Regions from separate parts of the Homo sapiens genome. Here region 1 is linked to region 2. A link is a loop called in an ENCODE intact Hi-C map of the cell type or tissue named here. Cell type or tissue: dorsolateral prefrontal cortex. All regions are shown on one strand. Each heading gives the region's core, and the rest is flanking DNA. Links, peaks and the distances in the headings are about the cores only. Region 1 overlaps JPX (JPX transcript, XIST activator). Region 2 overlaps JPX (JPX transcript, XIST activator).

Region 1 (11,755 bases), core at 2,501-10,500, 52 kb before region 2:
TCACCCCACACCTGTAGTTTTTTTTAAAAAAAGTCAGTTTCTTTTAAGAATGTCTTTGATGAGGGTGGGGCACCGTGGCTTATGCCTGTAGTCTTCGCTGCTTCGTAGGCTGAGGTGGGAGTCTGAGGCGGGAGGATTCCTTGAGCCCAGGAGTTCGAGGCTAAGAGTGACCTGTGGTCGTGCCACTGCACTCCAGCCTAGGTGACAGAGTAAGACTCTCTCAAAAAATGTCTTTGATGAGCAGTAAAGTTACTAGTTTCATTAAATATGGACCCTTGAGTACGTGTCTTCTTAATATGGTGTGATGAAAAGGGAAGTATGCGTGAAGCAGTTCTGCAAACTGAATTTTAAATTATCTTGAGGAAAATCACCTGTAACATTGTCAGCAAGCTGTACTGCTCACTTTTTAAAATTTACAACATTATACTTAGAAGAATAACTAATAGACAAGCTACAGTTTTTTACACTTGGGTATTGACCAGATATGTTTTTCTAAATAAAATGGGCTTATCCTTTCAAGGAAAACAACTGATAGTACTTGTTGCCTATTTTAAATTAGCTTTCAAACAAAATTTAGAATTTCTGTATACTTGTATCTACTTCTGTGAACTTGATAGCTTCCCAGTACTTAAAGACTTTTCTGTTAACATCAGATTTTAAAGAAAGTGGTTTTTAAATATTGCTTAATGAAATATGTCAACATTTGAAACATCTGCATTGCTCAGTGAAACAGTATTTTGTAAATGATCCATTTAGGATGTTAAAAATCATGCATGGCTGGGCATGGTGGCTCACGCCTGTAATCCCAGCACTTTGGGAGGCTGAGGCAGGTGAATCACCTGAGGTCAGGAGTTTGAGACCAGCCTGGCCAACATGGTGAAACCCTGGCTCTACTAAAAATACAAACAATTAGCCAGGCGTGGTGGCAGGCACCTATAATCCCAGCTACTCGGGAGGCTGAGGCAGGAGAATTGCTTGAACCCGGGAGGTGGAGGTTGCAGTGAGCCGAGATCACGCCACTGCACTCCAGCCTGGGTGACAGGGTGAGACTCCATCTCAAAAAGAAAAAAAACACAAAACAAAAAACCAAGGAGTATGACTGCCGGTTCATATGGTAAGAGTATATTTAGTTTTGTGAGAAACCACGAAACTGTCTTCCAAAATTGCTGTACTGTTGATGCATTCCCACCAGCCATGAATGAGAGTTCCTGTTGCTCCACAATCTCAACAGCATTTGGTGTTACCAGTGTTTTGGATTTTCACCATTCTAATAGGTGTGCAATGGGACTGTTTAATTTGCAACTCCCTAATGACATACAAAGTTGAGCATGTTTTCATGTTCTTATTTACCATCTGTATATGTTCTCTGGCGAGATTTCTGTTGACATCTTTTGTCCATTTTAAAAATTGGGCTATTTATTGAGTTTTAAGTGCTGTCTGTATGTTTTAGGTAACAGTCCTTTATCAGTTATGTGTTTTGCAGATTTTTTTTGACTTATCGTTTCATATTTTAATGGTGTCTTTTGTGGAGTAATTTTTTTTTAATTTTAATAACATTTAGCTTGTCAATGATTTCTTTTATGGATTATGCTTTTGGTATTGTATCTAGAAAGTAATTGCCATACCCAGTGATGTCTAGATTTTCTCAAATGTTGGAGTTCTATTTACAGTTTTGCATTTTACATTTAGGTCTGGCATCCATTTTGAATTAATATTTGTGAAGGGTGTAAAGTTTGTATTAGATTCATTTTTTGGCATTTGGATATTCAGCTATTCCAACACTATTTGTTGCTCCATTGTATTGCCTTTGCTTCTTTCTCAACGATTAGTTGACTATATTTATGTCTCTATCTGGGCTCTTTATTCTGTTCCATTGATCCATTTATCCATTCCTTCACCAATTTCACACTGTCTGGATTACCATAGCTTTTTATTAAGTCTTGAAGTCAAGCAGTGACTATTCTTTTTTTTTTTTTTTTTTTGAGACTGAGTCTCGCTCTGTTGCCCAGGCTGAAGTGCAGTGGCACAATCCTGGCTCACCGCAACTTCTGCCTCCTGGATTCAGGCGATTCTCCTGCCTCAGCCTCCCAAGTAGCTGGGATTACAGGCACACACCACCACACCCAACTAATTTTTGTATTTTTAGTAGAGACGGGCTTTTACCATGTTGGCCGGGCTGGCCTCGAACTCCTGACCTCAAGTGATCTGCCCGTCTTGGCCTCCCAAAGTGCTGGGATTACAGGCGTGAGCCACTGTGCCTGGCGCAGTGACTTTATTATTTCCCCTTCAATATTGTGATGGATATTTTGAGTCTTTTGGCTCTCCATATAAAATTCACAATCAGTTTGCTGATATCCACAAATATGCTGGGAGTTTGGAATTGCATGAAATCTGTAGATGAAGTTGGGAAGAAGTGACATCTTGACAGTATTGTCTTTGTATCCACAAACATAGAATATCTCTCCATTTGTGTAATTTTTTTTTCTTTCATTAGACTTTTGTAGTTTTTTTTTTTCATATAGATCTTGTATGTATTTTGGTAGATTTATACCTAAATATTTCATTTTTGGGGCTGCTAGTGTATATGCTATTTTGTTTTTAATTCCACCTGTTCATTGCTGGTATATTGGGAAGCAATTCGCTACTGTATGTGTGTGTGTGTGTGTGTGTATATATATTTTGAGACGGAGTTTCACTCTTATTGCCCAGGCTGGAGTGCAATGGCGCGATCTCGGCGCCCCACAACCTCCGCCTCCCAGGTTCAAGTGATTCTCCTGCCTCAGCCTCCCTAGTAGCTGGGATTACAGGCATGTGCCACCACGCCTGGCTAATTTTGTATTTTTAGTAGAGACAGGGTTTCTCCATGTTGGTCAGGCTGGTCTCGAATTCCTGACCTCAGGTGATCCCCCCGCCTAGGCCTCCCAAAGTGCTGGGATTACAGGCATGAGCCACCGCGCCCGGCCTTGCTACTGAATATGAACCTTGGTTTTTTTTGGTTGATTGTTTTGGAATGTCTACATAGATGATCATGTTATCTGTGAACAAAGACAGTGTGAGTTCTTCCCTCCCAGTGTGTGTACCTTTTATTTCCTTTTTTTTTGTCTTATTTCATTAGGTAGGACTTCCAGTACAATATTGGAAAGGAGCGGTGAGAGGAGACATGCTTGCCTTGTTCTTGATCTTAATGGAAAGGTGTTCAGTTTCTTACCTTTTTTTTTTTTCTTTTTTTTGAGATGGAGTCTCACTCTTGTTATCCAGGCTGGAGTGCAATGGCACGATCTTGGCTCACTGCAACCTCTGCCTCCCGGGTTCAAGCGATTCTCTTGCCTCAGCCTCCCTAGTAGCTGGGATTACAGGTGCCTGCCACCACACCCAGCTCATTTTTAAATTTTTAATAGAGACAGGGTTTCACTATGTTGGCCAGACTTGTCTCGAACTCCTGACCTCAGGTGATCCGCCTGCCTCTGTGTCCCAAAGTGCTGGGATTACAGGCGTGAGCTACTGCGCCCAGCCAGTTTCTTACCTTTAAGTATGTTGTTAGTTGTTAAGTTCTTTATAAAGTTGAGGAAGTTCCCCTCTATTCCAAGTTTGCTGAGTTGTTTTTACTATGAATGGGAGTTGGGTTTTGTGAAATGCTTTTTCTCCATCCATTTAAATGATCATGTGGTTTTTCTTCTTTAGCCTGCTGATATTATGGATTGCATTAGTAGATTTTCAAATGTTGAACCAGTCTTGTATACCTGATATAAACCCCACTTGTTCATAGTGTATATTATTTTCTCCTTCTCTGTGAGTTTTGGCACCTTGTTTCTTTCAAGGTATTGGTCTATTTGGTCTATTTTACCTTTTTTAGTGGTTGCCCTAGAGCTTGCAATATATATTTACAAGTCCATTTTGAAGTAACACTGCATTACTTCATTGATAGTGCAAGTACTTTTTAATAACAAAATAGTTCTAATTCCTCTTTTTTCTCCCTTGTGTCTTTGCTATCATTCATTTCATATGTACATAAACTATAATCATTGAATATATTGTTAGTATTCTTACTTTGAACAAACTTAACTGATTAATTAAGAATAAAATAATAAAAGTTTTTATAATAGCTTTACTTATTCCTTTTCTGATCAAGAAGAAATTCTTCTTCCTTTCTTTATGTAGATCTGAGTTTCTGAGCTGTATAGTTTTCCTTTTCCCTGAAGAACTTTTTTTGAAAAACGTTTCTGACAAGCTAGATCTACTTACAACAAATTCCTTCAATTTGTTTTTGTCTGAGAAAGAGTATTTCTCCTTTAGTTTTGAAGGATGATTTTGCAGGTACAGAATTCTAGGTTTTTTTTTTTCCTCTCTCTCTAAAAACTCTTAAGTATTTCAGTCTTCTTGCTTGCATGTTTTCTGAGATGTCAGATATAATTATCTTTACTCCTCTATGGTAAGGTGTTTTTTTCTCCACTGGGCGGTTTCTTTGAAGATTTTTTCCTGTATCTTTGATTTTCTGCAGGCTGAGTAGGATATGCCTAGGTGTAGTTTTGTTTGTTTGTTTTGGCATTTATATTGTTTGGTGTTCTCTTAGCTTCCTGAATTTGTAGTTTGGTGTCTGACATTAATTTGGGGAAAATTCTCCATCATTATTGCTTCAAATACTACTTTTCCATTTTTTCTCCTCTGTTATTCCAGTTACATGCATGTTACACCTTTTATGGTTGCACGGTTCTTCAATATTCTGTTCTTTTTTTTTTTTTTTTTGAGATGGGGTCTCACTCTGTTGCCCAGGCTGGAGTACAGTGGCACGATCTCAGTTCACTGCAACCTCTGCCTCCCAGGTTCAAGCGATTCTCTGCCTCAGCCTCCTGAGTAGCTGGGATTACAGGCGCCTGCCACCACACCCAGCTAATTTGTGTATTTTTAGTAGAGACGAGGTTTTACCATCTTGGCCAGGCTGGTCTTGAACTCCTGACCTCGTGATCCACCTGCCACAACCTCCCAAAGTGGTGGGATTACAGGCGTGAGCCACCGCGCCTGGCCGGTTGTTGTTGTTGTTCTTTTTTTTTTTTTAGTCATTTCTCTTTGATTTTTAGTTTTGAGAGTTTTTATTGACATATCCTCAAGTTCAGAGATTCTTTTCCTCAGCTGTGTCCAGTGTACAGAGTCTATCAAAGTCATTCTTCATTGCTGTTGTAGTGTTTTAGATCTTTAGCATTTGTTTTTGATTCTTTCTGCATCTCTGCTTACATTACACATGTATTTTTGCATATTGTCTACTTTTTTCCTTAGAGCCCTTAGTATGTTAATCAAATCGGAGTTATTTTAAATTTCCAGTGTGATAATTTCAACACCCATGACATATCTGTCTGGTACTGATGCTTGCTATTTCTCTTCAAGCAATGTTTTTTACTTTTTAAAATGCCTTGTAATTTTTTTTTTTTTTTTGAAAGCCAGACATGATGTATTGAGTAAAAGGAACTTCGGTACACAGGCCTTTAGTGATGTGGTGGTAAGATGTATGGTAAGTGGAAATGTTCTGTATACCTACGATTAATTCTTAGCCTGTGCTCCTGGGCTGCGAACTTTGCAACTGCTTCTCAGTCTTCTCTATCCTCCACTTATATGGGATATGATGGCTAGAGGGGGCTGAGTTGGGTAGTTCCTTTACCCCAAGAGAAAGGCTAGAGGGGCAGGTAATGGGTATTTCCCTTTCTCCAGGTCAGTTAGGCTCTAATTAAGTAGTTTGTCTTGAGTGGAGGCCTTGATATGAACAGAATGCTGTTATGTATTTCAAAATGGTTGTATGTTCTTCCCCTGCTGGAAGTGAGACAGGAAAAGTTCCCTTGTTCCCCTCGCAGGGCACGCGATGAGGGTGTGGATTGCTTCTTCAGTGCCTGCTGGCTCAAAACTCTAGGTGGAGCATGCAGTCAGGCAGGCTGCGGGGCTCTGACCCCACGGCAGTGTCTAGGGTTGAATTTTGTTTTTGTTTTTTGAGATGGAGACTCACTCTGTTGCCCAGGCTGGAGTGTAGTGGTGCGATCTCGGATCATTGCAACCCCCGCCTCCCAGGTTCAGGCGATTCTCCTGCTCAGCCTCCCAAATAGCTGGGATTACAGGCGTGTGCCACCATGCCTGGCTAATTTTTGTATTTTTAGTAGAGACAGGATTTCACCATGTTGGTCAGGCTGGCCTTGAACTCCTGACCTCGTGATCCACCTGCCCCAGCCTCCCAAAGTGCTGGGATTACAGGCAGGAGCCACTGCACCCGGCCCTCTAGGAGTGAATGTTTACAGCTGAAGCCCCAGTGGGCATTTGTTACAGGGTGCTCTTTTAGTTTAGCCGTCCATAGGTAGCTTGTGTTAGTCAGCACAATTAAACCCCCTGCCTTATGGCAAGGACAGAGAACTTTCTGTATCCTGGGGTTCTTGCCTTGTTGTACTGGAAGAATTGGATCACACGTGGGCTTGAGTGCAAGGTTTTATTGAGTGGAAGTAGCTCCAACAGATAGGGTTGCCAGAAGAGATAGGGTTTTCCCCTGGCGTTAGGCTGCTTGGTTGCCCAGGCTCTCCTCCGACTGCCCAGGCCAAACTCCACGTCATTCAACCGGTCATTTGATGGCCTGCCAGCATCTGTTGGTGTGCTCTTCCACTGGCATCCTCCCCTTGACGTCCTCTTGACGTCCAGCCGCTTGTGTCTTCTGCTGCTGCTGTGTTCCTTTCAACGTCCAGCTGCTTGTGTCTCTGCCTGCTAGGGTCTTGGGGTTTTTTTTGTTTGATTGAGATGGAGCCTTGCTCTGTCATCCAGGCTGGAGTGCAGTGGTGCGATCTCGGCTCACCACAACCTCCACCTCCCCAGTTCAAGCGATTCTCCTGTCTCAGCCTCTTGAGTAGCTGGAATTACAGGCACCTGCCACTAGGCCTGGCTAATATTTTTTCTTTTTTGTGTGTATTTTTAGTAGAGTCAGGGTTTCACCATGTTGGCCAGGCTGGTCTTGAACTCCTGACCTCAGGTGTTCCACCCACCTCGGCCTCCCAAAGTGCTGAGATTACAGGCGTGAGCCATTGCGCCTGGCACATTACTTCTTTAAGTGTGGTTTTCTTTAGTTCTCTGAACATGTTTGTATTAGCTTCCTTGATGTCTTTGTCTGCTGTGTTTGAGATCTGTGCTTTTGCGTTGGCGAGCCCCAGCACAAGGGTAGTTTCAGTGATTTGCAAGGACCCACAGGACTGGCGTATAATTGTACTCATGGATATGAGTTATTCCTGTGAAAGGATACAAAGCAAAATCAGCGAAGGGAAAAGATGTCTGGGGCTAAAGTTTGTTAGAGCCAGGTGCAAGCCTCCAAGTGTTCTCTTCCAAGTATGGTCACACAGGACATACCTCATTTCTCCAGGAATGCATTCTGAGAACACATATGAAGTGTTGTCTACTAGGGAAGCTCATTAGAGGCTCAGTGACCATAGCTTTTATTGGGGGCTGGTCATGCAGGCACCCTTTGCCTAGCACATAGCAAAATTCCAGGCTTGCGGAAGGAAAGCAGGTGTTCAGCACAAACCCCATTGTTTATACAGTTTAGCCACAGTGAGCCATTCTTATCAGGGAATAGTGGCAACTCTCTTGAAATCCAGGTTCTCAGATGCCAGCTAAGGGCCATCCTTGAAGGCAGGCCTTTTTAAGTATAACAGTCTTGGGCCTCAAATGTAAACTCTATATCACCTTCTCAAGGCATTTTTCTGTTACTTGCTTTTTGGTTTCTTATATGAATCTCACTTTTTTTAAAAAATACCTCATACTTTTTGCTGAAACCTACAAATTTTAGATAATATATTGCAGTGATTTCTGGATACTGCTACCCCCTCCTCTACTGTGGGGCTCATTGGTATTGTTTACTTCTTTGTTTAGTTATTTGCCAGAACTTATAGTGTTTTTTTTGTTGTTGTTGTTTTTTGGTTTTTTTTTTTTTTTTTTTTGAGACGGAGTTTTTGCTCTGTTGCCCAGGCTGGAGTGCAATGGCACGATCTCGGCTCACAGCAACCTCCGCCTCCTGGGTTCAAGCGATTCTCCTGCCTCATCCTCCAGAGTAGCTGGGATTAGAGGTGCCCGCCACCATGCCTGGCTAATTTCTGTATTTTTAGTAGAGAGGAGGTTTCACCGTGTTGGCCAGGTTGGACTCGAACTCTTGACCTCAGGTGATCCACCCGCCTCAGTCTCCCAAAGTGCTAGGATTACAGGTGTGAGCCACCGCGCCTGGCTGTGATGTGTTTTTTAACCTACAGTGTACATCCTTTGGTGTCCCTCTTTAGTGGGACAGCTTTGGGAATAAGCATAGTCACTATGGAATGATTGGTTTTAGCAGGGCTGTCTTTCAGTGTCTTTTTCTAATTTCTCTGTTAATCTGTCAGCCTCTGTTATCTCACCTAATCATTAGTTTGCACTAATTTCAGACTGATTACTCTATTGGTTTTGACCATGTCCAGGGGCATAAATTGCCTAACTATGTGATCCAAATTTGGGCCCTTTTATAGAGATAGTATTTGAGACCAACCTTTGAGGTTGGCTCAGATCCCAGGTAGGCTCTTATTTGTCTTTTTCTCTGGGTCTCTGGCTGTCTTCTAGCTGGTGTTTCTATAGCTTGTTGCTCTCAAGTAGTTACTAATCTTCTCTTAATAGCTTACCACCCAAATCTCTATTGTTATTGGGAACATCCTTAGGCTTTTTTTTCTCCCCATTGTGTTCCAAATTAAGTCATTTATTTTGGGGATACCTTCAGAACTCTGTTATTGCAGCCTGCCTTTCCCCTCGGGCAAAACCTCTGCATTGCTGCTCTGGAGCTGAGGGCAAGGAAACTGTCTCAGTTTTCCCTGTGACGCAAGCAAGGTGTTTGGCAGGGGAAGATGGCCTCTGGTTTTCCTAAATGTCACCCTAAGGTTAAGTCTTCCCTTTGTGCTATGTCTCAGAGAATGTTTCCACATTATTGTTTCTTTCTCAGTAGTGGTCCTCTTGGTGTTGCTATATGACATTTTTAGCCTGGTCACTGGTTGGCAGGAGTGTGCCCTATCTGTTGTTTTATTAATTAAGGCTTAGTTTTAGGCACCAGTGTCCTGGGGTCTCGTGGTTGTGTTATACTCAGTACTCCTGCCTCTTCCTCCTGCTGTAATTTTGGACCCATTGTGTATTTCTGCTCTTTCTTCATAGCTAATTTTTTTTTTCTCTCTATTTCATTCTCCCAGGGTCACAGTTTTTACAACTATCCTAATGGCCACAGTGTTTGTTGCCCTTCCTCCCACTGAGTAAGGACTTTGTTTTGTAGATGGAGTAGGATCTGAACAGATTTCTTTGACCTTCCCAAAACAGATTTTGTTCCCCTCTCCCAGGTGTGTACCTTGAGGGTAGTTTCTCAAGACTGTCATCAATCTTTTGTGTGATCTCTTGAATGGGTTAGTGGAGAAAATACCTGAATAGTCTGCAGACCTCTCAATTCTGTGCTGCCCCACCCTGGGCTTCATACTTACTTGCCAGTTAACACTTACCCTTTGCCAATTGACCAACCATTTTAGTTGATCTCTTACTGATGTCTGGTTGCATCTACTTTCACAGGTAAGCCGGGGGTGTGTCTCATCATTCCTTTGGGGCACCACAACTTAGATTTTGGTTGGCCCCAGTAAGACTCCTGTCTCTGGGGGATTCAAGGAAAGTTGTGAACTTCTTTCCTATTCTCCTACCCTCTTTATTTGTAAGGGTGAAAGTGATGCTCTCTCTAGCTCTCTACCTACCAGAACCAGATGATGTTTTCTAGTCTAGTCTGGTACTGTCTTTCACTTACTGTGAAGCCCCATTATATTTACTGTGATTTTCTTCATATTGTTGGATTTATATCTCTAATTTAAAAAAATGATTTGGTTTGGAATGGTTTTTTCATAATGCAATCCAAAGTATCATAGTCCCCATGGTTTCTTAGTCTTTCCCTGTTTCTCATGACCTTGACAGATTTAAAAAGTGTACTGGTTAGGTATTTGGTAGAATATTTCTCAATTTGGATTTGTCTGATATAGTCTCATGATTAAATGATATGAATTTTGGGGAAGAATACCACACAGATATACCATTCTCATAGCTTCATATCAGGATATATATGTATACATACACACACACATATACACACATATACATACATGTATACATATACGCACATATATACATATATACATATACACACGTAGACATGTATACATATACACACGTAGACATGTATACACATACACACGTAGACATGTATACACACGTAGACATGTATACACATACACACGTAGACATGTATACACACACGTAGACATAAATGCATGCATATACACACGTAGACATAAATGCATGCATATACACGCGTATACATATATGCGTGCATATACGCACGTATACATATATGCGTGCATATACGCACGTATACATATATGCGTGCATATACGCACGTATACATATATGTGTGCATATACGCACGTATACCTATATGTATGCATATACACATGTATACATATATACACACATATATGTATACATACATATATATATATATATATACACGATTTTAGCATTACTTATTACTGAGGATGTTACTCTTAATCACTTAGTTCAGGTTGCCCGGTTTCTCCACTGTAAAGTTACTGTTTTTCTGTTTCCATCCTCTATGCTTTGGAAGTGAGTTACTAAATTTAGTCCACATTTAAGGGAAGCAGAATTAACCTCCATATCTGGAGGGGTATCTACCTGTATATATGTATTTATTTTTGGGAAATTTTCTCTAAGGAAGATTTTTTTTCTCTCCCTTATTTATTTGGTCATCTGTTTCTATCATTCTGGATTCGTGAATAATTATTAATTTGTTAATTATACATAATCCCACATCTTTTTTTTGGAGCTATTGCTTACTTTCTGGTACAAGGTAGTATAGGCTTATCTTGTATTCTCCCTGCACCAGCCTTACTTTTAGCCATTTTAATAAGGAGCCCGGGTACTTTTTATTGAAAAATACATTTAGAAACCATGGTCTGAGCACTGAGTGCCCTTTTAGTTACTGAGGTAGCACTGATTCTGTACCTCCTAAACAGAAAGCTAGAAAATATATGTATGCATAGTAATGTTTGGATCTATTTAATTATTTTTACATACACATGTATGTAGCTATGTGTCCATTAAAGTAAACATGAATGTACAGTGATATCTGACTCTTATTTGAGATTAGCTCTCATACTTGCTTATTTTATTTATATATTTATTTTTTGAGACCGAGTCTTGCTCTGTTGCCCAGGCTGGAGTGCAGTGGCATGATCTCGGCTCACTGCAACCTCTGCCTCCCGGGTTCAAGTGACTCTTCTGCCTCAGCCTCCCAAGTAGCTGGGATTACAGGTGCCCATCACCACACCCAGCTAATTTTTTTTGTTTTTTTTTTTTTTTTGAGACAGAATCTTGCTCCGTCGCCCAGGCTGGAGTGCAGTGGTGCAATCTCGGCTCACTGCAACCTCTGCCTCCTGGGTTCAAGCGATTCTCCTGCTTCAGTGTCCCGAGTAGCTGGGATTACAGGCATGCGCCACGACGCAAGAAAATCACTTGAACACAGGAGGTGGAAGTTGCAGTGAGCCAAGATTGCACCACTGCACTCCAGCCTGGGCAACTGAGCAAGACTCTGTCTCCAAAAAAAAAAAAAAAACAAAACAGTCTGGGTGCTGTGGCTCACACCTGTAATCCCAGCGCTTTGGGAGGCCGAGGTGGGCAGATCATG
Region 2 (11,755 bases), core at 2,399-10,398:
AAAACAGAAAACCCAAAACCCTCAAAACTAATGTTACACTTAGTATTTAAAGAATGCTTTCTCTGTAAGAAGAGGAGCAAGGACAGGATAAAACATTCTTGCCAGTTCTGTTCAACAGTGTACTGGAAGTATCTGTGACATTAATTGCATTGCATATGGAAGGAAATAAAATTTTTTAAATAGGAAGCAGCAAAACCTTTTGCAGATGACATGGTTTTGTACATACACAACCCCAGTGGATCCAATAAATTTGGATTCCAATAACAAGATCATCTCAGCAAGTTTTTGTGATTTAAGATTACAATCCAAAAATCAGTTGTATTTCTATATATTATTAAAGAAGTCAAAAGTGACATCATTGAAACATTTTTATTTACAATATTATTAAGGCAAAATACTGTGGGATAAAGTGAAATTCAGCATGAACTGTGAATAACACAAAATATTTGTCAGAGGAGTTGAGGAATATCTACATATGTGGAAAGACATCTCATATTTGTGGACTAGAAGATTTAAGCATCGCTAGGTGCGGTGGCTCACGCCTGTAATCCCAGCACTTTGGTAGGCTGAGGTGGGCGGATCACAAGGTCGGGAGTTCGAGACCAGCCTGGCCAATATGGTGAAACCCCGTCTCTACTAAAAATACAAAAAAATTAGGCGGGTGTGGTGGCGCATGCCTGTAATCCCAATCCCTCTAGGCTGAGGCAGGAGAATCTCTTGATCCCGGGAGGCGGAGGTTGCAGTGAGCCAAGATCGGGCCACTGCACTCCAGCCTGGGCAACAGAGCTAGGCTCCCTCTCAAAAAAAAAAAAAAAAAAGCATCAAAAGGATAGTTCATTAATGGAAATAATAAATTGAAAAAGGGAAGGACATCAAAGTTTAATGCTTTTACTTTTTCATAATAACCATAAATAGTATGAAAATACAAACTATATTCATGGAAAATGTTTTGTTTTTATTTTTTTTGAGACAGAATTTTGCTCTTGTTTCCCAGGCTGGAGTGCAATGGCACGATCTCAGCTCACCACAACCTCTGCCTCCCGGGTTCAAGTGATTCTCCTGCCTCAACCTCCCAAATAGATGGGATTACAGGCATGTGCCAGTACGCCCGCCTAATTTTTTTGTTATTTCTAGTAGAGATGAGGTTTCTCCATGTTGGTCAGGCTGGTCTCGAATTCCCGACCTCAGGTAATCTGCTCGCCTCTGCCTCCCAAAGTACTGGGATTATAGGTGTGAGCCACCATGCCCGGCCCTTTGTTTTCAAATCTCATATCCAACATTGGACTTATGGCTAGAATATTTACATAATTCTCAAAAGATAGTATTAAAAATCCAAAGCTTTAAATTAGAAAATGGGCAAAAGTCATGAAAGAACATTCCCCTGAGGATAGGGAAATGTCAATAAGGACATGATGGAAATTAATACTATGATGAGATATTACAGAAGATTTATTTTTCTTTGAGGCGGAGTCTGCCTCTGTCACCGAGGCTGGAGTGCAGTGGCATGATCTCAGCTCACTGCAACCTCCACCTCCCGGGTTCCAGCGATTCTCCTGCCTCAGCCTCCCAAGTAGCTGGGATTACAGGCGCCTGCCACCACGCCCAGCTAATTTTTTTTTTTTTTTTTTTTTTTGTATTTTTAGTAGAGACGGGGTTTCTCCATGTTGGCCAAGCTGGTCTCAAACTCCTGACCTCAGGTGACCCACCTGCCTCAGCCTCCCAAAGTGCTGGAATTAAGAGGTGTGAGCCACCACACCTGGCCTACAGCAGATTTATTTCAGTAGCTGAAATAGTTAAAACATAATGATTCCAAAGGCTGAGAAGCATGCAGAAAAAATTGAATCTTTATTGCTGATGGGAATATAAAACTGTATACCACATTGGAAAATAATTTGGCAATTTCTTTTAAAGCTAAACACACACATACAGTTAGTTAGGCTTAGCAATTGCTGTCATGGCCTATTTCATAGAAATGAAAATTTATGTGTAGACCAAACCTGCACTTGACTGTTCACAGAAATTTTATTTGTAATAGTCAGAACCTGGAAACAACTCACATGTTATTCACCAGGTAAACAGTTAAATAAGTCTGTTATTTCCGTATTGTGTAATACAACTCAAAAATTAAAAGGAATAAACTACTACTATACAAATAAGCCTTAGATGATTCTCAATTCTGAAGGAAAAACCCATTTCAAGTTGTAACATAATGCTTATTTTTATGTATCTTAATGTGATGAAGTTAAATAGTTTAGAGAACATTGTTCGTATTCATCTGTTAGGGATGGTAGAAGTTAGGGTTGTATGTGATTATAAGACTAGTGGAAGGGATACGTTTTTAATGATGGATGAGTTCTGCATTCTGATTCATGCAGTGGTTACAAAAATGTATACATGTGATAAAATGTCATGTAAATGTGCACATTTCACCAATGACAATGTGCTGGTTGTGATATTGTACAATGTTAATGGAAAATATCACCACTGGGGAAAATTGAGTGGTATGTGTAAACGGTACTATATTTGCAGCATTTTGTGAGTCTTTATTTTAACATAATATGTAAATATGTAAAGCAACTAGAAGAATGGTTTTAATACAGGAGAGTAACAGCTTATAAGCAAGAGAAAGAAAAATGATAAATAATGTGAACACTTACCAAAGGAAGGGTGGAACAGAGAAATAAAGGACAGGGAAAATTATCTGGGATGATTCCTAAATTCCAATATTTGGATGGAACTATACAGAATTTTAATATATCTGGAAAATAAACTGAAAATATTAACGGATCCACAGATATTGAAGACTTAACCTTTTTTATCTCATTATTCATTAAAACAAGTGAAATGTTATAGGGAATTCTTCAAATTGAAAGAAGCAGCTCATGCATAACACAAAAACATGAATGTATAAAACTGACTGGTAAAAGGTAAGTAACTCAAATTCACAGTACTGGTATACTGTAATGGTGGTGTACAAATAACGTATATCTTTATTGTTAAGGTTAATACACAAAACTTTTTTAATGAGATGGCTGTTGCTATGTTGCTCAGGCTGGTCTGAAACTTCTGGGCTCAAGCAATTTTCCCCCCTCAGCCTTCTGATTAGACGGTATTATGGGCACCTGCCATGATGTCCATCTACAAAACTATTAATAATTACAACAATTTGTTTAGCCATATGTGATATAAATATATGTAAGGTGTGACATCAAGAACATAATGGGTCACCAAAATCTCAGAGTAAAAACACTCTGGTTTTACTCACCCCCATAGAACCTCAGTAATATATCCAGCACCAATATTATCACAAGTTATATCCCAGAACTGAAATCCGAGGCTGAGACATTTCCTCAGACTACAGAGAAGTGAAAAACTTGGAGCAGATGATAAAAGGCTTCTTCTGTATTTATGAGACTCCTATGTGCCTGCCATCATGTGTGGAAAATTTTATCGACATTCACCAGTTCAACATGGGATAAATGTGAGATTTTGGCACACAGCTTCTTCACCATCTTGGCTTCTCTTGTTGAAAAGCTGTTAATAGCTTAAAACATGGGAAGTATTGTGTGTGCTTGTAGAAAGAAAATCCCATGATGGCAGTGAAAGACAATTGGGCCAGTTGAGATTCACAACTCCAGCCTGAAAATTTTCTTTACGTCAGACAACATAGATGCCAAGTCAGAGTGGCTGTTCAGCAGCACTATAATGTAGTAGGCAGAGTTCATAGTTCTTTGCACAAATGCCTATCCAACCTTCCTGCACAGCCAGAGGATTGACTTTGGGACCCCTATATGGGATGGGCAATGCTCCAAATGTTTGTGAGAGCTGAGTCAAATCTAAAACAGGCAGCACTCACGGATTAAGTAGTCTTGACAGGGAACTACAAATAATAATATCTAAGAAAATATACTCTAGGAAGACCAAAAAAAGCTAGACAGCTGAGACTGGAATAAATATATAATTAATTGTTCAATGTGAAACTGTAGGCATACGTCTACAAGAAACAGCAGCAAGCCAATAACCATGACTACCCTGAACAGAGAAAGCATGGAGCCAGTTGCCATCCCTAATGAGATGGTAATGTTTGAACTCTAGAATCAAGAATTCATAAATGCAATTTTAAGGAAATGTAGCAAAACCCAAGATAATGCAGAAAAGGAATCCAAGAATGTATTAGAAACTTGAAGAGATTGAAATAATACACCAAACAAATATTGCAAATGAGAAATAATTGTTTCAACTGAAATAATTATTAGAGGATGTCATTAGCAGAATGGATCAAGCATAAAAAAACAGTGATCTTAAAGATAGGGTATTGGAGAATCTGTAGAGATTAAAGAAATAGAAAAGGCCTAGAGAATAGCTACAGGATATAGAGAATAACGTCCAAACAGCAAATTAAATAATCATTGGTGTTCAAGTGGTAGTTTTGGAATAGCAAGGGCAGTAAAGCTTATTCAATGAAATAACAATACATTCCAAATGTAGAGGAAAGTACTTTTCAGGTACAACAACGTTAAAGACCAAATAGATTCAGTTTAATTAAGAATACCCCAAGGTGTGTGTGTGTGTATATATATATATATATATATATATATAATCATCTCAAAAACATACTACAAAGAGAAAGGACACTGAAAACAGCAAGAGAAAAGCAAATAACATTATATACTTCCAATTTGTTTGTTAACAGACTTCTGATCAGAAATTGTACATACCAGGAGGGAGTGAAGTGACATAAAGTGCTAAAGGAAAAAAGTTAACCAACAATACTGTACCCACAAAAGATTTCCTTGAAAGATTGAGAGATAACATCGTTTACAAAAAGAAAAGGAAACATGGTGAGAATTCATCACTAGACTCGTCATTCAAGAAATGCTAAGTTCTTTATCCTGAAGAAAATTATGCTAACGTCCAAAGAGAAAAAGTTTGACATTACAAAACTCAGTGGCCAATGCAAATACATAGGCAAATGCAGAATAAATTAATACGCTTGTTTTGTGTAAGCCTCTTATATCCATAATACGAGGAGTAAGATGCAAGTCTATGAAAAGTAACTATAGCAGCATCATAAAATATAGCCAATTTAAAAATAGACATGAGAAAGTCAAAATGTGGGGGAATTGAATTAAAGCATAAAATTGATTGGCTGTTTATATTCCTTATGATGAAAATTATTATCGGTTTAAAAATACTTTTATCTATGAGATACTACCAAAGAAAGTCACTTAACCACAATGGGAGAAGGAAGAAAGAAATAATTTGGAAAACGACAAAAAAGTACCAATCAAAATGTCAATAGTGATTTCTTACCTATCAATAATAATATTGATAGGTATTATCTAGGATCCCCCTAAAAAGAACAGAGAGTGGCTCAGTGGATATTTTAAAAAATCGGCTGGGTGTGGTGGCTTACGCCTGTAATCCCAGCACTTTGGGAGGCCTAGGTGGGCGGATCACCTGAGGTCAGGAGACTAGCCTGACCAATATGATGAAACCGCGTCTCTACTAAAAATAATACAAAAAAATTAGCCGGGCTTGGTGGCATGCGCATGTAATCTCAGCTACTCGGGAGGCTGAGACAGGAGAACAGCTTGAACCCGGGAGGCGGAGGTTGCAGTGAGCCAAGATCACGCCATTGCACTTCAGCCTGGGCAACGAGCGAAATTCTGTCTCAAAATAATAACAATAGTCAGTCCCAACTATATGCTGCATGTAAAAAATTAACTTACATATACACATTGACTAAAAGTGAAGGGATGCAAAAAGTTTTCAAATGGAAACCAATAAATAGCAGCTGTATTTGTATCAGATAACAGAAAATTTTCACTTAATATTTATTAGGTGAAAAGGTGTGAATAGAGACAAAAAAGTATTATGTAGTAAATACTTATGAAGGGTCAATTCAGGAAGAGGGTATAAAAATCGTAAATATGTATGCATCCTGCAGCAGAACACCAAAATATATAAAGCAAACTGTAAGCGACCTAAAGCGAGAGAAACTGCAATACAGTAATAGTAGGGGACTTTAGTAACCCTTCCTCAACTCTTGTCACCTGAGTACACAGAGGCTTATTCCAACTGGGGGAACGAAATAGAAGACAGTGGGATAATTTGCCTAGTAACCCAGGCAGTTCTACCCTGGTATTCCCCAAGTCCACCAGTGCTGTGTATGTGCCAGGCTTTAAGCCTGGCTGTGTTCCTGGTCCTAGGGCGCCCTCTAGTGATGAAATGGTTGCAGTGACCACATTCTTAGATAAAACAACACAATCACATTTAATTTTTGGGACGCCCTGTGAAGAAGGGCAGCTACGAAGTAGCAGACTACAAAGATTGGAATAAATACCTAACTCTTAAATGCCTGGACACTGGAGAACTTCCACAAGCATAAGACCATCCAGGAGACATGACATCTCCAAAAGGACTATGGGATCTAGTTTTGGAGCGATGTAGTTATGTTGCCTCTCATACAGGAAACTCAAAATAGCTAGGAACTATGATCTAAAATATACAAAGGAAGTAGCCACTGACCGACCCTAATGAGATGGTGATGTGTGTGATGTCAGGGTAAGAATTCAGGAGAAACGTTTTGGGAAAATAGCAAACACCATGATAATGCAGGAAAGCAATTCAGTAATTTATTAAATGTAACAAATACTGAAACAATAGATAACCAAACTGAAATACTGGAACTGAGAAATAATGACTGAATGGACAAATGCACCAGAAGGTCTCAACAGCAGCACTGATCCAGCAGAACAAGAATCAGTATTATTAAAGACAGGCTATATGAAAATGCACAGTGAGTGCAGAAAGAAGCAAAAAGAACAAAAAAGTATGAAGCATGCGTACAAGGTGAAGAAAATAATCTTGAAAGCACAAACCTCAGAGTTACCATTCTTAAAGAGGGAGAGTTTGGAGTTGAAAGTTTAGAGAAGTAGGCCGGGCATGGTGGCTCACGCCTGTAATCCCAGCGCTTTGGGAGGCCGAGGTGGGTGGATCACCTGAGGTCGGGAGTTCGAGACGAGCCTGCCCAACATGGTGAAACCCACGTCTCTACTAAAAATACAAAAGTTAGCTGGGCGTGGTGGCTCACGCCTGTAGTCCCAGCTACTTGGGAGGCTGAGGCACGAAAATTGCTTGAACCAGGGAGGCAGAGGTTGCAGTGAGCTATGTATGTGTATATCCAGATGTGATTACCCAGGTAGAAGACAGTAAAAAACAAAAACAAGCAGATTCAACCAAAATAAGGCTTTGCCAAGGAATGTAACAATCAAATGTTCAGAGGTAGAGAAAAATTTAAATGGTCCTAAAAGCTGCAAGAAAACAAGCAAATAATGTATAAATGAGCTCTGATACATCCGGTAGTGAAGAGTTTACAGGCTAGGAGGGAGTATGATGACATATTTAGTGCTGAAGGAAATAACCTGCCAAATCAGAATATCAAATTCAGCAAAATATTCTTCAAACTTGAAAAATAAATACTTTACCAGACACACAACAGCTGAGGAATTTTTGTCAACATCAGACTTGTCTTAAATGCTAGAAAGAGTAATTCAGTCTGAAAGGACATTAATGAGCAAAAAGAAAACATCCGAATGTTTACAACTCATAGAAAAAGGAGGTACATAAATATAGAATAATACTGTGATTGTGGTATGTAAACATATTTTTAGCAGGAAGAAGACTAAAAGGTAATTCTATTAAAATTATAACTACAAAAATATTAGAGATAGATAAACATAACAAAGATAAGATCATAGCATGTAGGGTGGAGATTAAGTGTGGAGTTCTTTGGTTTTCTCTTTGCTTGTCATTCCTTGTGACTACAGATACCTTGTCATTAATTTAAAATTATTGGTTATATGATGGTTTTTGCAAGCCGCATGACAACAACCATGCAAAAACCTCAGAAAATAAAAGCAAGGAATTAAAATATACTATCAGAAAAAAATTAGTTAATGGAATACAGGGAGGAAAGAAGAATGGACGAGAGGACCAACTAAGCAAAATTTGAAAGAATGGAAAAGGAGCAAACACTTTCAGTTTCATTCTACAAGGCCAGTGTTTCCCCGATAACTAAAGGAAAAGGTCTAAAAACCCCCAAACAACAATAAACCCCAGAAGACAAATATGTCTGATTCACACAGATGGAACAATCCAGAAGAAAATGCTAGTAAACTGTATTCAACAACACACTAAAAATATAATTCATACTTATCAAGGTGGATTAATCTTAGGAATGCATGGATTGTTCAAGCTATGCAAATCAATTAGTTTTATGTCGTATAACAAAGTCAACAACCATAATGTTGTAATGGATGTCCAAAAAGTATTTTATAAATTAAATATTTTATTAAAAATTATCTCAAAATTGGGTATAGAGTTAAGATATCTCAACAGACTGGCAGTTGAACTTACACTGTCCTTGTGAGCAAGGAAAACTGACAAGCATACTGCTAGATTTGGAAGACATTAAAAATGCCCATGTTCAGCACTTTAGTTCACCATGTTACTGGGAGTTCTAGTCAGAGCAAGTATAAAAGAGAAACAAATAAGGGCATTCATATTAGAAAGGGAGAATTATAAATATCCCAACAGATACAAATAAAATATATAGGAAGAAACTTAACCAATCAAGTAAAATGTATCTACAAGGAAAACTATGAGTCATTGATAGAAATTGAAGAGGACACTAGTAAATGAAAAGATACTGCATGTTCATTTAGCGGGAGAAGTTATATTGTTAAAAACCCATACTACATATAGCAATCTATAGTTTCAAAATGCCAGTGTTATTTTTTCACAGAAATAGGAACAAGACGAAGAATAGACACAGTAATCCTGAGCCAAAAGAACAAAGCTGGAGTCATCACATTACCTGACTTAAAATTATATGACAACGTAACACTAACCAAAACCGAATGTGACTTGCATACATATACATACACCAATGTAACATCTACAAACCAGAAATCCATGTATTGAAACTAAACTTGGCCTATCAGAGAGCTCCAACAGCCCAGGCTCCACAGGTTGAGTGAGTGCTGCCAGCACAAATGTATTTATAGGTGTTTGTAATCCCGCTCCTGCTGGGCCATCACTCGTGCAATCGTGTGCATGAACAACGGTAACCTCGCCCCTTGTTTGTTGTTACTGGTGCGAATGGGCACCAGCAACTCCACACCTACCATTCTGCCCCAAGTGCAAATGTGCACATGGGTGGCAGCAACTAGCCTCCTCTAGGGCCTCATATTTGCAGCCAGTGGCATGAGTTCTAGCATGGACGATGTTAAACCCTACTCTTCCAGTGTCCCTCCCCATCTGACACATGTACACTCTTCCATGCTGTTGAGGCTACTGGCACGAGCAAGTGAGCCTGGATCCCACTGCCACCAACCCAATGAAATAGTATGGCTACCACCCCCTATTTGAAAACTGTGGGCAGCGTAACAGGAACACATCCGCCCCTCCAGTTCGGCATGTTTCTAACCTTGAGGGACCAGAGAACACAGCGTCCTTTCTTGACCCTGCTTCCCCAGAGTTAGAGCATGCAGCCCAGGAATCCTGAGGTGAGCCTTGGCCCCCTAAAATCTTCCAGAAATGAAGCCAGTCAACTGAACCCACTTTACACCTCAATCAAAACCCAAGGGCATTGAAGAAGATTAAAGAAAAACATCATACAAAGCACAGCATCTTCAAAGATGGAAAGAATATTAGTCCACATACATGAGAAAGAAGTATTGCAAGAACTCTGGCAGTTTGAAAAGCCATAGTGTCTTCTAACTTCCAAAGGGCCACACTAGCTTTCTGGGAGAGGTTCTTAACCAGGCTGAGATGGGTTAAATGACACAGGGTAAAGAATATGGGTATGAATGAAGATCATTGAGATTCAGGAGAAAGTTGAAACCTAATCTAAGGAATTTAAGGAACACAATAAAACAATACAGATGTTGAAAACTGAAATGGCCATTTTAAAATCTGGTAGAGCTGAAAAGCACACTACATAATTACATAATGTAATTGGGAGTATTAACAGCATAGATGAAGCTAAGGAGAATCTCAGCTCTAAGACTATTTAGTTGAATTAGCTGTCAGACAAATATTTTAAAAAATTTAAAAACTAAACAAAATCTCTATGAAATATGGCATTCAAATCTATGAGTCACTGACATTCCTGAAAGAGGCAAAGAAAGCAAGCAACTTTTTAGTTTATTGTCCATCAGTTTTTCTGCAACCTTGCTAGAGAGGCCAAAATTCAAATTCAGGAAATTCTGAGAACACTGCAAAATACTGTCCCCCAGACAGTTATCAGATTGAAATGAAAGAAAATGTCCAAAACAACTATAGAGAAGGGCCGGGTAAACTACAAAGGGAAGCCCATCAGGCTAACGGCATACCTTTCAGCAGAATCCCTAGAAGCCAGAAGATATGGATACCTATATTCGGCGTTTTTAATATGAAGTGATTCCAACCAGTAATTTCATATTCAGCCAAATTAAGCTTTATAGGTGAAGGAGAAATAAGATCCTTTACAGGCAAGGAAGTGCCAAGGCATTTCATTACCACCAGACCTGCCTTACCAGAGGTCCTTAACTGAGTGCTCAATATGAAAAGGAATGACCATTATTGGCCACCAAAAAAACACATTTAAGTACACAGACCACTGACACTATAAACCAAATGCACAATTAACCAGCAACCAGCTAATAGTAATACAGAATCAAATATAAACATATCAGTGTTACGTTTGAAATTAAATAGACTACTGTCCTAATAAATGATAAAAAGAGGCAAGTTGGATAAAAAAGACCGAACTGTATGCTGTCTTCCTGAAACCCATTTCAGAAGTAATGGCACCCATTGACTCAAGGTAAAGGGATGGAGAAAATTCTACCAAGCAAACAGAAAAAAGGAGGAGGGACAGATTGCTATTCTAACTTCATAGAAAATAGACTTTAAAACAGCAATTGTCAATAAGGACAGAGAAAGATATAATCATGAAGAGTTCAACTCAACAAGAGCTAACTATATATGCACTGAACACAGGATCATGCGCGTTCATAAAAGAAGTTCCTACAGACCTATGAAGAGACTTAGATAAGCAGACAATAAGAGTGGGAAACTTCACTACCCCATTGACACTATTAGATCACTGAGGCTGAAAGCTAAGAGATATTTTAGTCCTGTACTTGACACTTGACCAAATGGACCTATCAGACATCCATATTAATGTCCACCCAAAACCACCAAGTACACATTCTTCTCATCTGCACATGGCACATACTCTATAGTTGACTACACAGTGGGCCATAAAACAATCCTCACCAAATTCAAATAACAGCAAAATCATACTAAACAGATCTTTGGACCAGAGCACAATAAAAATAGAAATCAACACGAAGATTACTCAACACTATACAATTACATGGAAATTAAGCAACTTGATCCTTAATTATGTTGGCATAAATAATGAAGTTAAAGCAGAAATGGACAAGTTCAATATCTCAATTTAACAAGCTAATATAACAAACAGAGGAATTAGAAAACGAGTACACTAATTCCAAAGCTAGCAGCAGACAAGAAATAACTAACCAGTTTTGAAATTGAATCAGTAATAAAAACCCTACCAACCCTACCTGGACCTGATGGATTTATGGCTGAATACAACCAGATATGTAAGAAAGAGCTGGTGAAATTCCTAGTTAAGCTATTCCAAAATATCAAGGAGGAAGGACTCCTCCCTTAATCATTT

Evidence for each region. Peaks named below come from ENCODE experiments on the same cell type or tissue, not always from the same donor. Only the 100,000 strongest peaks of a DNase experiment are listed, where the experiment ranks them.
Region 1: it touches region 2 in a loop (2.2-fold over the local background); 2 of 110 quality-filtered maps call a loop at or near these places.

The regions. Positions count from the first base shown.
Region 1 is chrX:73,957,299-73,969,053 of GRCh38, forward strand. All of the region lies in intron 2 of JPX (JPX transcript, XIST activator), which reads left to right. Among named protein-coding and RNA genes, the nearest start is that of JPX, 19 kb to the left of the region's middle. RefSeq lists enhancers at 8,063-8,627, 9,194-9,757. In dorsolateral prefrontal cortex, for the core only: no CTCF peak of the experiment used is centred there; a DNase peak (open chromatin) is centred at 6,620.
Region 2 is chrX:74,009,384-74,021,138 of GRCh38, forward strand. All of the region lies in intron 3 of JPX (JPX transcript, XIST activator), which reads left to right. Among named protein-coding and RNA genes, the nearest start is that of JPX, 71 kb to the left of the region's middle. In dorsolateral prefrontal cortex, for the core only: CTCF peaks have their summits at 6,219 (motif pointing left) and 6,424; a DNase peak (open chromatin) is centred at 6,218.